Linked DNA regions of Mus musculus: region 2 is linked to region 1. A link is a contact called in ENCODE Hi-C data. All regions are on one chromosome and are shown on one strand. Each heading gives the region's core, a stretch centred on a gene start or an enhancer-like site at or near the end of the contact. The rest is flanking DNA. Distances are from core to core; before and after follow the strand shown.

Region 1 (7,224 bases), core at 3,156-5,655:
GCCCAATGGAAGTTTAAACATTATTCTCTTAGGGCTAGGATTTAAAACAGAGAGTGCTTACAAGGGCCGGGTATGGTGCCTGGTGATGACATATCTCCATCAGACCGAAGTTTTGATTACAACATCTTGGGAACGCATACTATGCTGCCTTCGATAATTCCTAATCAGAGCTTTGAGTCATCAAAATAACTCTGCAGGATGTGCGCACACAGTTCATTACTGGGCATCCCAGACCCACGTTTCCAGGGCTACCTGACACCCTCTGACCTTTTGTTGAGGAGTTGTCTCTGGCTTTTCCAAGCCAAAGCACAGCCCAAGATGAGAGCAACATAAACTTACAGGTAGCTTTCCCAGATGATGTTTGGGACGCAAAACATTAAGAGTCACTGAATACTGAGAGACATGTGGAGACACTGCCATGCGGGGAGGAGGTGGGGAGGGATAGTTCTGGTAGCAATTTAAGTTAGTGCTAATGGATAACCATTCCATAATGAATGGATGTATTCCCGTGTGGGTGGGTGCGCTTGCTTGCTTATTCAGGTGATATCTTCATAAAATGACATACAAACCATAATGCAAGTCTTTTGAAAAGAGGACTTGAAGTTATCCCTCATGTATTTGAAAAGGTTAAAGTACGGGGATTTCCTCTGGGTTTGGGAGAGGAATGGCAAAACCCAATAATTCTATGCAGGTCCATGAACCTATTTGTGAATTTAAAGTAGATTTTAATCAGACCCACCCCTCTCCCCTTTGCGAAGCAGGATCCCCCGAGCTGTTTCATGCTTCTCTGAGATTTGCTGTCCCAGGATATTCTCCTGCCTTGCCTCGGAGCAGTGTTCAGTGATTCCCTGTGTGAGCTGTCCGCCCCATGTAACTAGCTGCCCCCTCAGGTCTCAGTGTGTCAGCCCAGGCGGCGAAGCGAATGCTTAAGGGCTTGCCAATTCAGGCAAACTTCGTCATCAGAGATGACTGAGGTTTTGGGGTTTCCCCATCCCTCCCACGCCGGGCCATGCAGCTAGCGTTAAAGAGTGCGGCAACTCTACTCTTGAGCTGCAGGGACAGGGGCAGAAAACCCAGTGCACTCTGGCCGCCACTGCTGCCAGCCAGGGGCTCCTGGCTGGAGACTGCGAGCGAATGCAGGGAGATTTTCCCTCAGACGCTTTGTTTTGCTGCGGCAGAAACCCGAGGCGGGCTCTTTCCACCAGCTCTAACTGGCCCGCAGCGATAGCCATGGAAGTTGTTGTGGCGCAGAGCGAGACCCAACCACTCCGCGCAGCCTTTTTTGTGGATGTATTTTTCCTACATAGGTTACTTCTTTCTTCCTCCTTTGGGTAAGTGGAATGAGTCCCCAAATAACCAACCAACCAATCAATGTACATTGGCAGTGATGGAAACTGGCGGGGAGGGGGTGGGGTGGGGGCACGAAGAGTGCTAATTAGCTAATGGGTTAGGGTGCTGTTTTCTTTTTTCTCTTTTCTCTTTTCTCTTTTCTCTTTTCTCTCTCTCTCTCTCTCTCTCTCTCTCTCTCTCTCTCTCTCTCTCTTTCTTTCTTTCTTTCTTTGAGGGGTGGTGGTCTTGCATCTCAGTTTTGGAAGAATTGCATTTAATTTCACACGCATCAGGGAGGGTACTGGGATTTCTTTTATTTTTGTACTCCCTCCCCATAAACTTGTCTTTGAGAATGAGAGTGGGGATGAGGGGATGCCCCAGAGGTGAATGGCCCCTGAAAGGCAAGAGCGAAGGGATCCAGTGATTCAGGGCAGAGACCTTCCCCCATGCCAGTGGCCAGAGCAAGACTTTAACCCAACCAAAAGCTATGTATCAGTATGAATTCTGTTTCTTGGGCCAGTAGGGTCTGCCCTAAGTCTCCCAGCCTCCCCATAACTGTCCTTCTGCTACTGGGGTGGGGAGGTCATCTATCACCTAGAGGTCAAAATCACTTTTAAGGAAGACCTGCAACTTACTTTGGACATGGGGGAATGCTCCGTGTTTGTTGATTGGCTGAATGCTAATGCATCAGAAGACTGCAGTTTGTTCCAAGGAGTGGTTCTTTGGGCAGTGATAAAATCCCTTAATGTTGACCCCCTCGACTGCACAATAGCCCAGTTCCTTATGCAAATAGAAAGGGGCTGACGTTTGGATAACCCAATATTTGGATCATCATTATTCAAAAGAACACATCTGGTCAGATTCATGGTCCTGTACCCCAAGGTTTTGGTATAGAAATGATGGGTCTTGGGGTCAGATAAACTTGGGGTCTCCATCTCCCCTCCATGATCCTGGGGGTGGTTTTTATTCCCCTAAGCAGACTCTGTAAAAAGGAGGCCAGGGAGAGCATCCTCAGAGAGATGGAGGAAGCTGATGGAGAATGAGAGGCGAGAGAAGGTGAAGTTGCATTAAATAAGCTGTTTTGCCTCATCACCTAAAGGGGTTTTTGGAGAGATGTGCTTCTCTGTTGATTTTTTGCTGATTCCAATAGAGATGCAGGGAGGAAAGGGTAGAGAGAGGCATGAAAGTGCTTCTGAGAGTCTCCTTTCTGTGGGCTTGGGTAAAGAATTCCTATGCATACCAGTTTCTCTGGGGCTCACAACTGAGAAATGCACAAGTTAGTTCAATTTGCTTTATGTTAATGTCTTGTTCATCCTCGAAGTCCAAGGAGGGGAAAGTGTGGAAACAGCCCAGAGGAGGCTGCTCTCTCTCCAATGCACTCAGGGAAGCCATCCAAAGGGCCGAGGAGGCAGAACAGCATCTCTGGGTGGTGCCAGCTTTCCTTGAACTTGGTCTGCAGAGAACTCAAAGCTTGTGTCTGGGCAGCTTGTGAAGTCAGTGACAAAGCACTTCCCACAATAGCTCCGTAGAGAAGTGTGGTGGTAGTGGTGGTGGTGGTGGTGTGTGTATGTGTATTGATAAGTTGACCCAGGCCTCCCATGAACCTCCAAGGCATCTTGAATGCCAAGCTAGTGTAGGTTTTGAGGACCGCAGCTGGCAGACTTGGGAATAGGACAGTTGTCACTTCTTCTTCCCTAAGTTAAGGCAGTAACCATCAATCTGACCTCCTGGCACGTGTTCTCCGAAGGACACCCACGCCAGTCTTGCCCTTTGCCAGGTGGCCAGCACCTAGGTCTGTGATGGCACACAGAAGGAGTTCGGTATGTAGATGCTGAATGAATAAGAGATTTTACTTACTTATAGGCCAGGGGTCTGAGTTGAACTTCCTATCCAACACCACAGTGAGCTAATCAAACCTTCCTTTAGCAAACATTACACTTCCTTTAGCATATATATTATTAGTTTTGTTGTTGTTAATTATTTTGAGTGTCTGTTATGTGCAAGTCTCTGTTGCTAGGCACCCCAGTGAACTTATAAGCAGAATTCATATGGATACTTGGGTGGCTCTTTCAAGAGCACCGGAGCACTGTTGGCCGTTTCTGGCGTTTTTCTTACCATAAACCCACCTAGGGATTCCAGGATGGGGAGAATGGGGTGGGGCATCTCCCTAACTCTCTGAGAGCACAGCTGAGGGCTGAAGTCTTCCTGCACCCACCATTGGCTGATTTTCAAGGGCTCCCGGGCCACCTCCTTAGCTTCTCCAAGTAGAGTCGCCAAACCTTAGCAACTCCTCTTTCCTCCTGGGCCTCAAAGTCTCTCCCCAGCCCATCTCCCCAGCCTCCAAGCAGGAGCCCCAGTCCAGCTACAGGTAGCTGGGGAAGAGACCAAGCTGTGCCTGGGGAACTAGGCGCGCGATGAGATCGCAGCCAGCGCCAAGCGGTCCCAGAACAAAAGGCTCATGGCTGGTGTTAGCTTCCTTCACTCAGGAGCGCCGTGGGGACCTGGGTTCGGGACTCAGGCGAGAGGACCACGCTGGGGAGCAAGGAGTGGAGTACCAAAAATGAAGTGACAAGAGAGAAAGAGCAGGCACCCGGGGTGGGAGCGGTGAAAGGAGGTCACCCCCCCCAGGCCGAGGTCTGCGGTGGGGCCGCGGCAGGCAGGCCCTTTCCTCCGCCTCCTGCAGAGCCTTCCAGGCAGCCAAGCGTGTCTCCGGCTGCAACTCCACCGAGCACGCTGCGGCCGCGTCAGTAAGTAGCAGCCGCGCCCTCTGCTCGCTGTCTCCGCGCAGCCCGGGGAAGGACAGGTCCGCCACCGCCCAGCGACGAGCCCGGGTGTCCGGGGTCCACGCGCGCCCGGCGTTCTCCCGCAGTGGCGCGGCACCTGCAGCGCGCCACGGGGAGGGTCGCCTTAGCCGCGAGCTCCCCGGGGCGCCGCGCCATCCTTCTGTCCAATGGCTTTCAGCGGGTGGAGAGTGGGGGGCGTCGCCCGGGGGCGAGGAGCCGCGGCTGGGGAGGGGCGAGTGCTCTGTGCTCAGACGAGCGAGGCTGACGTGTCCGCCCGAGCGCGCGGCCCGGTGTGCGCGCGCCTGTGTGTGTGTGTGTGCGTGTATGTATGGATGTGTGTGTATGTGTGTGTGCGTGTGTGTGGATGCGAGAGAGGGGGTACGAACACGCCTTTGGGGACCCGAGGGACGCTGCGGTGGGCTTCACTCCGGCCTCCGCCCGGCGGCTGCTCAGCCTCGCATCTGCCTACCGCGCTTTTGCAGAAGCAGCCCGGCTCTTTGATCCTCTCGGAACCACCCTCAGCATCCGATCTTACTTTTTCTTTCACCCACAAGGGCAGCAGCTGGCCACCCCCTTAACCGGTGCAAACACCCAACCAAGCCAGTGCTCGGTGCTTTCCTCTGCTAGTATTTTCCCCGCTTGTCTTTCTCTGGGGCTCCCCACGAGCCACTTCAGTGCTCCTCCATCCTCACAAATTGTTCCGTTGGTCTGTTTAACCGACGAGTTGTAAATCTTGAAGACTTTATTATTATTATTTTGATTCTTTTCATTTCATCCCCCTGTGGGCAACGGAGCAATGAAATTTCCAATCGAGACGCCAAGAAAGCAGGTGAACTGGGATCCTAAAGGTTGGTATTGCCTACTTCGGGCTACCCTGGCTCTCTTCCACCTGCTGGTGCCTCACTGGCAGGCGTGGATGGGCTTGCTCCCGGCAGGCAGCATGCGTCCTGAGGCTGGGAAATGCGCCTGACAACTGCAGCGTGGGTGGGAGGAGGGCGGAGGCAGCGTGGGTTCGGAACCCAGATCGCGCCTGTCAAGATCACATAGTCGTTGTCCCTCTAGGATGGTTTCACCGTCTATTTAAAGACACACCAAGCTGCTGTTTGTTTTGAAATTATACCAAGTGTTGGTATTTGCTTTTGACTTTGTGAATGTGCATGTACGTGTGCCTGTGTGTGTGTGTCCTTTGTTTCTAGTGATCTTTGTCTCTCTCTGGCAGATGGGTGGGGTGACTCTCACTGGACCTGGAGCTGAGCCTCATGGCCCGCGTGTCCTCAGAGGGACAGGTTTCTTGGCAGCATGTGAGGCTACGATCTGCCCCAGCTGTCCCTGGGGTAGCACTTCTCTCATAGGGCATGAAGCATAATGGAGCCCAAGGGGCTTCCAGAGTCTTTGCTCTGTCTTATTACTAATCCTGCCGACTAGGCTCCTTTGGCTCAGGTTGTAGAAAGGCTGTGGGGAGTGGTTTTTCTCCACAAGGGTGGGTCTGGGAAGGGCTCACGGAGTAACCTACAGCGTGCCCACGCACACAATGGTTTGGTATGCTTTTAGGAGTGTGGGTTCACTTTCCCTTCCTGTAAAGAGTATTAAGGCAGGTTGTGTGGGTGCACCATACTCCTGGTCTTGGCCACTGCCCCACATGTTAATGTATAGATATTGTGGCTCTTTGTAAATAGTATTGGAGCGGGACAAGTTGAAACAGTGTGTCCAGTCACCTCTTAGCTCATATACAGGCTGAATTGGGTAGGATAGGCAGCGCTTGAGTGAGTCTTGGAGTTAAAATGTGTGTGTGTGTGTGTGTGTGTGTGTGAGAGAGAGAGATTATATTTCTTCTTTTAAAGAATATTGTTTTATTTAGTCTTTGACAGTTTTATACAATATATCTTGATCACATCTAATTCCCACTCAGCTCAGTTCCTCCCTTTCAATTTCTTTTATGACTTCATTTCTTCCCTTCCTCAGACTAGATCCAGGAAAGCAAGTTATGTTTGAAGAAAATGTCTTATGACTTGCCTGACTGAAGAGTGAATGAAGAGGTATTGCCCTTCAGTTTGTAAATACCTTCAGTACAGCCTCAGCCTTCTGTTTGGTCTCCAAATCTCTGGAAATTACAAAGCCTGGTAGTTTGGCTTTTATTTTAAATCATCGCAGGATTTATTCGTCAAATACATACTTGACACCGGGCACAGTCTGAGACTTGGAAATATAGTCAGAAGAGGGCAGGCAAAATACCTGTCTTCTTGGAGTTTACAGTGTGGGTGTCAGGTCAAAATTAGTCACTGTAGGGTGGCATTAGGAATTCAAAGTGTAGCATGCTCTGTGGGCACCAAGAGGCTTTAAGAAAGTCTGCTAGAAAACCTTGAAGCTGGGTGTGGTGAGTCCTGCCTGTATTGCCAGCAATTGGGAGCCTGAGGCAGGATTTCCATTGGTTTGAGCTTAATTAACATGAGGCTACCTCGTGAGTTCCCAGTCAACTTAGGCTTCTCCTCTGTCTGAAACAAAACAAGCAGATTGGCAAAGGCCAGAGGAAAGGATGACAGGTTTCCTGAGGAAATGACACCCTTATGGTACTGGCACCTAGAGTGGGAGTTGCCAGGCCAGTGAGAAGAGGCTCTATTTCCTTAGAGGGAACCTCAGAGCAGAGGTTCACAGAGCAGAAGGAACACGTGTATTTGAGGAGCTGAAAACAGTGCTCTAAGCCTAGAGGAGAGAGAAAGTCAGGAATTCGTGCTGCGAGGCATGGCTGGGGATCTCCAAAGCCCCGGTGTTGGTTGTGATAGAGTCAGGTTTGGGATTGAGGAAGAGGGGTCTTTATTTTAAGCCTTGAAGAGGTTCAAGCCGGAGTCACGTGATCTGAGCTAAGTTTCAGAACCATTGGCACAAGATGATTGCAATTCTAGGGACCACATGCCAGGGTGCACTAGCCAAGGCAGTGGCATCGAGGATGGAGAGATGATGCAGGGAGAAGCTTTGGTGACCTGAAATCAACAGGATTTGTGAAGGAAGCACCCAGGTGGAACTTTGGAGGACCAGGATGCAGCTGGGGCAGGACTGGTGTGGAGAAGTGGGGGGCATTCTAGGGTGAGATGGCCCCAGGGGGCAGCAGTTAACA
Region 2 (7,224 bases), core at 1,448-3,947, 39 kb after region 1:
GAGAGAGGGAGAGGGGAGAGGGGAAGAAAAAAAGGGAAAGAGGGAGAGGGAAAGAGAGGAGAGGGGGAGGGGGAGGAGGAGGGAGACCCTAGCTATTTACTTTTATTGCTGGTTTTTAAAGAGGTAGTCATTGCATTTTAGGCAACTCATGCATATGCAAATAAGCCAAGACTAAGAGATTGAGCACTTGGGATAGTGTATTGGCTGCTAATAATCCTAATGTGTATTGTTTCCTCATTAGTCATTAGAAGGGTCACGTTTACTGTAGAAGAATCAATTTAGTCAATAGAGGTACTTTATACTTAAAATTGTAATGGTCTAATGACATTTGTTTAAATATGTCAATTCAACCAAACCTGCTTTTGCAGCAAACCCACTCTTAGAAATAAGCCTACTCCCTGCACAGTGAAGTTAGCCCACTTATGAGGGCAGAGCTTGCCTGGTTGGATTACTTTTGGGGGTTTGCTGTGGGGACTGAATCTAAAGCTTCATCCATGCTAAGCACATGGCCTGCCACTGAGTCACTTTCCCCGGCCCGTCACCCTTTACTGGTCCTACTTTTCAGCACTGACACACTGGCCACCAGGTTTCTAGCACACAGACTCTGGGAACACATCAAACCATAGTGCTGTGCATAGTACTTCTAGGATCAGTCTCGGCTTGTGCGTTGTGGATGGTTAATAGCTGTGCTTCTCTCTGGTCCTTAACTTAGCGTTGGCAGACAACATACCAGCTATCCAGTGAAATTTGAATTGCAAAAGAAAATCTGGAAAAGTCTGTTTCAGGTAGTATTTGGCCTACACTTGAAATTTTGTTGTGATTATTAATCTAAAACACAAATTTAACTGGTTGCCCTGCATTTTTGCTTGCTGTATATGGAAGCTCACCTTGAATGGTCATTTTTAAATGGCTAAAATGGTGGATTTTAGCCACCAGCTCTGGTGATAATAATGCATTTACTAAATTATTTTAGCACATCTCAGAATGCCAAGTATGTAGTAGGTTCTCATCAAATGCCAGGTTTATAGAAATTGCATTATGGGTTGAAGCTATAGAGTGTGGATAGCTCCCATGAAGCCTTTAGTTCGATCTGCACTACCACATAACCCAGCTGTGGGTAGCAGCGCAGGTCTGCAAAGGAGCTGGAGACAAGAGGGTGAATGCTCAAGGCCATCCTTGGGTATTAGTGGTTTGAGGCCAGTTTGGGTGCATGAGACCACATCCTTAAAAAAAAAAAAAAAGAAAGGGGAGTAGAAAAAAAGAGAAAGGAATGAAAAAGAAAAGAAAATTGAGTCACATACGTATGCCCTGTGAAGGTGAAAGGAACCACCCACCCTGTACTTGTAGTGTGATGTAGAAAACATGAGAACTGGGCCTCAAGTGGAAGTCCTCGGTGAGTTAGTGGTGGGGCATGTTGGAATTTGTCTGTGGGATGAAACCCTTGTGCCCATGGTGCAAATGTCTGTTGAGTGGATTGCCTCCCCAGTATGATGGTTTAAGGGTAACTGGCCTCTGAAGGGCCATTAAAGTTCTCTAAGTGGCAAAGAAGTCTTGGCTCTGCCCACAAATTCCACAAGCGCCAGGGTGAGTCATTTGCTCTTTTAATTGCTTATGGCAATCTCTCTGCTTCTCTTTCCTCTCTTCTCTACGAGACGGAGGCGCCATAACCACAGAACTACTTCAGATGACCCCTTCAGAGGCAATTTCAAGGAAATGAAGCACCAGTTGAATTAAGACTATCCGATGAATTAAACATGAAGCTAGGATTTTCTGCAAATATTCTATCCCTTGGCTCAAACCTGAGAATCCGAAGATTAGATTTTACTTTCTATGAAAATGGCTCTTTTCATCTCGCGGTTTCCCTGGCTGGGTTATTTAGAAGGATCACATACCAGCAGTTAACATTCACTGAAGCTGACAGGAATTCTTTTAGTCTATATCAAGGGCTTAATGCTACTATATGCTACTATTACGTATCTAATTTGACTTAGATTTTCCAATAATAAATCTCATAGTTCCTTGGAGGTAAATACGCTTCTTCTGGCTGCTCAGTTGCATCTATCTGACCAGTCATAGAGCTTTCACCTGATTAACTCTTGAGTCTAAGGATCTATGGCGAGAAAGGATTTGGCTCTTGAAAATGTCACTGGAGCAAACTTCTGTTTACCCTTGCTTTTGGGCATCCTACCCTTAAAGAGCATAAGGAGCTGCATGAATCTTGGCAGCTTTCTAGAGGAGTCACGTGACAGCATGTGTCACCTCTGAGCCCGAGAATGAGTGCTGTGTCGCGTGGGGGTGGAGGTGAAGGTACTGTCCTCTGCTCCCCACATATGATTACTTCTACCCCAACTGCTCAGCTCCTGTGCAGCAGGGACTCTGCTGCTTGTCCCTGTGCACTTGGTGCCTCGACTCCAAGGGACACTTGATCAACTTTTGATGATTTTCTTCTGTGGACTTTATCCAAGGCATTTATAGCATGTGCGTTGAGGTTGGGATTATGCAAGACCCAGACAGAGATGAAAGGGCCCACTGTCAAGGGGCCTCCTAAAGAGTTTACTCTCTGGCATAAAGAATCGCTAGCAAGAGAGGATATTTTTGGGGATGGGATGAGGAGTTCAGCAGCTGGTGTGGAAAATTCCCTAGGAGCTGTTTCAGCCTCAAGATTGCCCAGGCAGTGCTGACTCTTGCCTTCAAGCAGAGGCCGGCTTATCCTCCAGACATGGGTGCTACTGGGAATCCACAGATCTGTCTTACTACGGGGAATCTAGTCTACGTTTTCAATAAGTCTCTTGATTCCTTGAAGACGTCTCTAATCAGAGCTATTATTATCTTAACACTCTTCAGATGAATGGATTTGTACGCCTCCAACGTCACTGTCTCCTCAGCCTCGTGAGTAATACTGGAGGCAACAGCCCTTCTAGTCGTACTCTTCCTGCAACCCACACCCATCCCTCGCCTCTGATAGCTGCATGAGCATCACAGAGATGGTGCTGATGTAGGCATCACGGATGCGCATTTAGAGGAACTTTTTTTTTCTAAGGGAGATTAACCAGAAGGTGATGCTCAAATGCAAAGCCGACTTGTAGGATGTTTCGTACAAACTGTCTTCTCCCTACGACAGATCTTGTTTATTTTTGCAGCTTCGTAGGCACAGTGAAGGAAGAAGTGTCTAAATACTTCCCCCCACCCCCCATGGAAAAAGTGTTTCTGAAGGTGGTTTCAGTGGCTGCTGTGAGCCAGGAGCACTGAGCAGTCAGGCTGGGAAACGGGGTTAGCTAGGACTGCTTGCAAAGCAGAATGTTCCAGAAGGGAGGGAGGGTTCAGTCTCCATCTCAGAGACTTGGAATAAAGGCAATGGCATACCTTGTTCAACATAGTTTATTCATTAAAATATATAGCTGGAAGCCAAGTCCAGTTTAGGTGTACTATTTGACACTTTCTGCAGAGAATTCCTTTGTAAATATGTATCTTGTCGAGTGTCTATGTCTATATGGTGTCTACTGATAGTGAGGCTAGCTTTAGTGTCTTTATAATATTTATCGTGGCAGAAGGGAAACAGGACAGGACCAGATGAGGAAGGGGGCTGTGGATTGAGAATGACAGCAGTCCCCAAGGAGATTCCATTTTCCCAGAAATAGCATCTCAGCTGTAGAGAAAGCAGAGAGTAAGAGTAGTTCTGAGAGGTACACTTCTAGGTGTTCGGGATCTATTAACTACTTTTCTCATAGGCTGCAACAAATTACCCGACAGAAGCAGCTTAAATAAGGAAGGTTTTATCCTGGCCCACAGTTCACAGTGAGGTCCTGGCGCCAGGAGCTTGAGGCGGCAGCTAACATTGTATCCACCGTCAGGAAGCTGCAAGACAAGTATCCTCTGCTCAGTTTCTTTCCCATTTGTTCAGTTCAGGCCCCTGCTGCCCACACGCAGGGTGGGGTTTTCTTGCTTCGTTAAACTTTTATGAAAATACCCTCAATGACAAGATGGGTTTGTATGGTGATTCTAAGTCTAGTTATGATGACAGTGAAGGTTAATGGTCACATAGGAGAAAATGGAAAGAAAGTTGGCTGAAGAGAAGTGTTGAACATGAAATCTAAGCTGGATGCAGAAGTGACAAGGGGGTGCAGGGAGGATGTAGCAGAGGGGAGGGCAGAAGCAGAGTGTAATTTGAGAGCAGTAAGCTGGAGGGAGAGGAGGCCCAAGTTGGTGTCTCAGTTAGCTTGGGCTGGGCTACTGTAACAAAATACCATGGGCTTCGATACTTATTTCTCCTGGGTCTAAGTCCAGTCAAGACAACCTCAGAGTCCTGTGAGGGTCTCCTCTGTGGTTCCTAGAGGGAGGCTTTCTTCCTGTATCCACACATAGATGTTTTTGTCTCTCCGATCTGCTCTTCTTTGTACGCCATCTTCTATGTGCTTTTCTCTCTGGCTTGTACCTATAGCCTTCCTTGGTACACAAGGATCTCCATCTTGATGTCTCTAGGAATCCATATCTCCCAGGCGTTTTCCATATATGGTGGCCACATATTCCATAAGTGGTTGAAAGCTCAGCCCCTGGGTTTCAAAGCTGGACAAACACTGAGAAGGAATAAAGATTCCAGAGTCCCCCAGGCTCAGGCAAAGACTGGAATTTTCCTTGGGCTAGTCTCCTGGCTCTCTGCTTCTCTCATCCTCTTTATGGCCCTTCTCTCAGTAAGTCGAGTTGCACTAAATCACAAGCAGGTCTGTTTGGGGGGGGGGGTCCACTATAAGTTCCTGGTTGAAATGGGAAGGCGATGATGGTGCTGGTTAGAACTAGAGGCAATGTGAGGCTTGGATATTGGGTTGTTTGTCTCAGAGTTACTAACAAGAGAGCGCTCTCAATGAGAGGATTTGGAGAATCAAGAAGAGAATTTAAAGATTTATTTATTTATTTATTTATTTATTTATTATACAGCATCCTGCCTGCAGATCAGAAGAGGGTACCAGGTCTCATTATAGATACTTATGAGCCACCATGTGGTTGCTGGGAATTGATATATATGTGTAGAGTATAGTGGATCCTTGGAAGCTGTGCAGGTTGGTGCACCAAGAGGCTGAAGAAGTAGACAAGGTTCTGAACAGAGGCTTGGGTCTGGGATGGGGCAACGGGAAGGTGGATCAGAGGAGAGGAAGCTAAAAGCAAGAGAAAGACTGAAACTCTAGGGTCACCTGGGTATAGTGGTGCACACCTTAACCTCAACACTCAGGAGGCAGAAGCAGGCAGGTCTCTGTGATTGAGGCCAGCCTGGTCTACAGAGTTCAAGGACAGACAGGGCTATTTAGAGAGGGAAACAACAACAACAACAACAACAACAACAACCCCTTCATAACTCTAGGGTCATGGAACCTACTCTTTTTGTGACATTTGGCCTTGCACTTCCCAGAAGAATGGTTCTTTCTAATGAATGGTGGCTTGGAGAAGGGATTAGGGAGCCTTCCTGGTGCAGAGAGGACAGTCACTGATTGAATGACAGATGACGAATACATTGAGTTTCTAGTGCATTATAAACACAGTGCAACTCTTTCTTTATTTTGTCCTAGAATTTATTGACTTTCCTTAGCTTCTTGTGTCAGTGTGATCAGCTGAGGCAAGATGAACAGATTCCCTCAGCAAGAGAATGAGTTAAGTGCTGAAGTTGTAGGATTTTTCTTCCTAATAACTTGAAATACAATTTTATGTGGTTTTGCCTCTCACTGTGGATCTTTAAGGACAATGGCGATATTAGAACACCTACTTAGGATCTACTTGAGTATGACTGAAGAAGACTTTGCAGAGCGAGAGAGCAGCGTGTGGAAGGAAAGGAAGGCTGGAGGGGCCGAGGGGGAGCCCTGTCCACGAAGCCTTTGAAAGTGTAAGAACAACGTAGGGATTTTATCAGGCTTTCTTGACCATTGCTTAGAGCCTAGATAGGAGGGGCCCCAGTGAAGAGAGGTAACAGCTTTTGACAAGACTCCTGGAGGATGTAGACCCCTAGCTTAAAGAAAAGGCTCTGCCAATGCCATTTAAACTAGGATCTCAAACACTTGGTCCCAGGGGAGAGAAGGTATTTTGAAAGGTGCAATTGCATGATGGGGAGTGATGTTTCCCTGTCAAAATGTTTTAGTTAATTTAATTTACAGGGGAAAAACATAGGGCATAAATCAAAATATACTATGGAAGCATTTTGGACTAGACTGCAAGAACCCCGGTGGTGGCTGTTCACCTCTACAGTTTTGACTTTGGGGTCAGGACAAAGGGGAGAACAACAGGCGATCTGGATCCCCAGTCTAGCAAATACAGGGGTCACTCTGGGTCCTGGCTCGTTGGTCCTGAGCTGGTGAGGGAGGGTTTATTTTATTGGAGGACAACACATTCAACCTGTCAGCTCTCGAGAGCTCTATCAAACCGACGCGTTCTAGAACAGGGGGACTATTGAAGAGGAACCCCGTAATCAAGAACAGGGAGGATGCGGTTAAAACCGACCAGCGATTCTATAGGACAGTGAAACTTCACCTGGTACCCACCCCCTGTGCGCCGGGAACTTGAATGATTCCGGGTGTGCCACGGGTAGAAGCTCCATTGTCACTCTGTCTGAGAAGCTGTATCTAGGTTGCCTCCTACTTCCTCTCTGTTCTCTCCCAGGCTCCTTCGTGCATCTCACTCACTCATGGTCCCTTAAACGCTGCTCCCTTGAGCTCATCTTTTACTTTCTTCTCACTTTACAACTCCCTCTGGACCATTTCGTTCAGTCCTGAGGCTTCAGTACCACTTAGATCCTCATCACACTCATACCCAGGAGCCCAGATGGATTCCCCTCCCCCCACCTGAATTCCGGTTCCCTGTGCTCCTGTCTCTGGGATAGCTCCTTTGAATGTGCGGTGGGACCACACACACCCAAGTCTCCTGCATTTTCTGCCTTGCAGAACGCTGTGCTCTGTAACCCCTCCGCCTCTAACATGTCTGACTTCTCCCCTCCGCCTCTAACACGTCTGACTTCTCGCTGATCCTGGGGACCTGTGGGTTTTTCTTCCTTCCTTCCTACCTTCCTTCCTTCCTTCCTTCCTTCCTTCCTTCCTTCCTTCCTTCCTTTCCACTTAATTTTACTGATTTTACAACTGGACCACAGTTCTCCACCCCTCCTCCGTTTCTCTTCAGAAAAGGGCCTGTTGTTCACCTCTCTTCTTTGTCTTCTCTGTGATTGCCCAAGTTAAGGGCAGAATGTAGCCC

Evidence for each region. Hi-C counts contacts between places; a loop is a spot of excess contacts on that map.
Region 2: a map of left cerebral cortex shows a loop between it and region 1 (7-fold over the local background). The contact joins the enhancer-like site here to the promoter of Kcnk10 in region 1. A Hi-C loop is called at or near these places in 6 of 37 maps with a recorded cell type or tissue (left cerebral cortex and v-Abl transformed pro-B cells).

What each region holds. Positions count from the first base shown.
Region 1 is chr12:98,571,893-98,579,116 of GRCm38, reverse strand. Kcnk10 (potassium channel, subfamily K, member 10) reads left to right here and starts at 4,405. Exons shown (of 7, transcript NM_001316665.1): 1 at 4,405-4,960. The coding sequence starts at 4,909.
Region 2 is chr12:98,531,275-98,538,498 of GRCm38, reverse strand. All of the region lies in intron 1 of Kcnk10 (potassium channel, subfamily K, member 10), which reads left to right. Among named protein-coding and RNA genes, the nearest start is that of Gm40893, 11 kb to the right of the region's middle. Within about 2 kb of position 2,697, at least 1 of the 3 ENCODE cell types and tissues checked has a DNase peak (open chromatin) inside an H3K27ac peak, as active enhancers do; it is left cerebral cortex, where a contact is called at or near this core.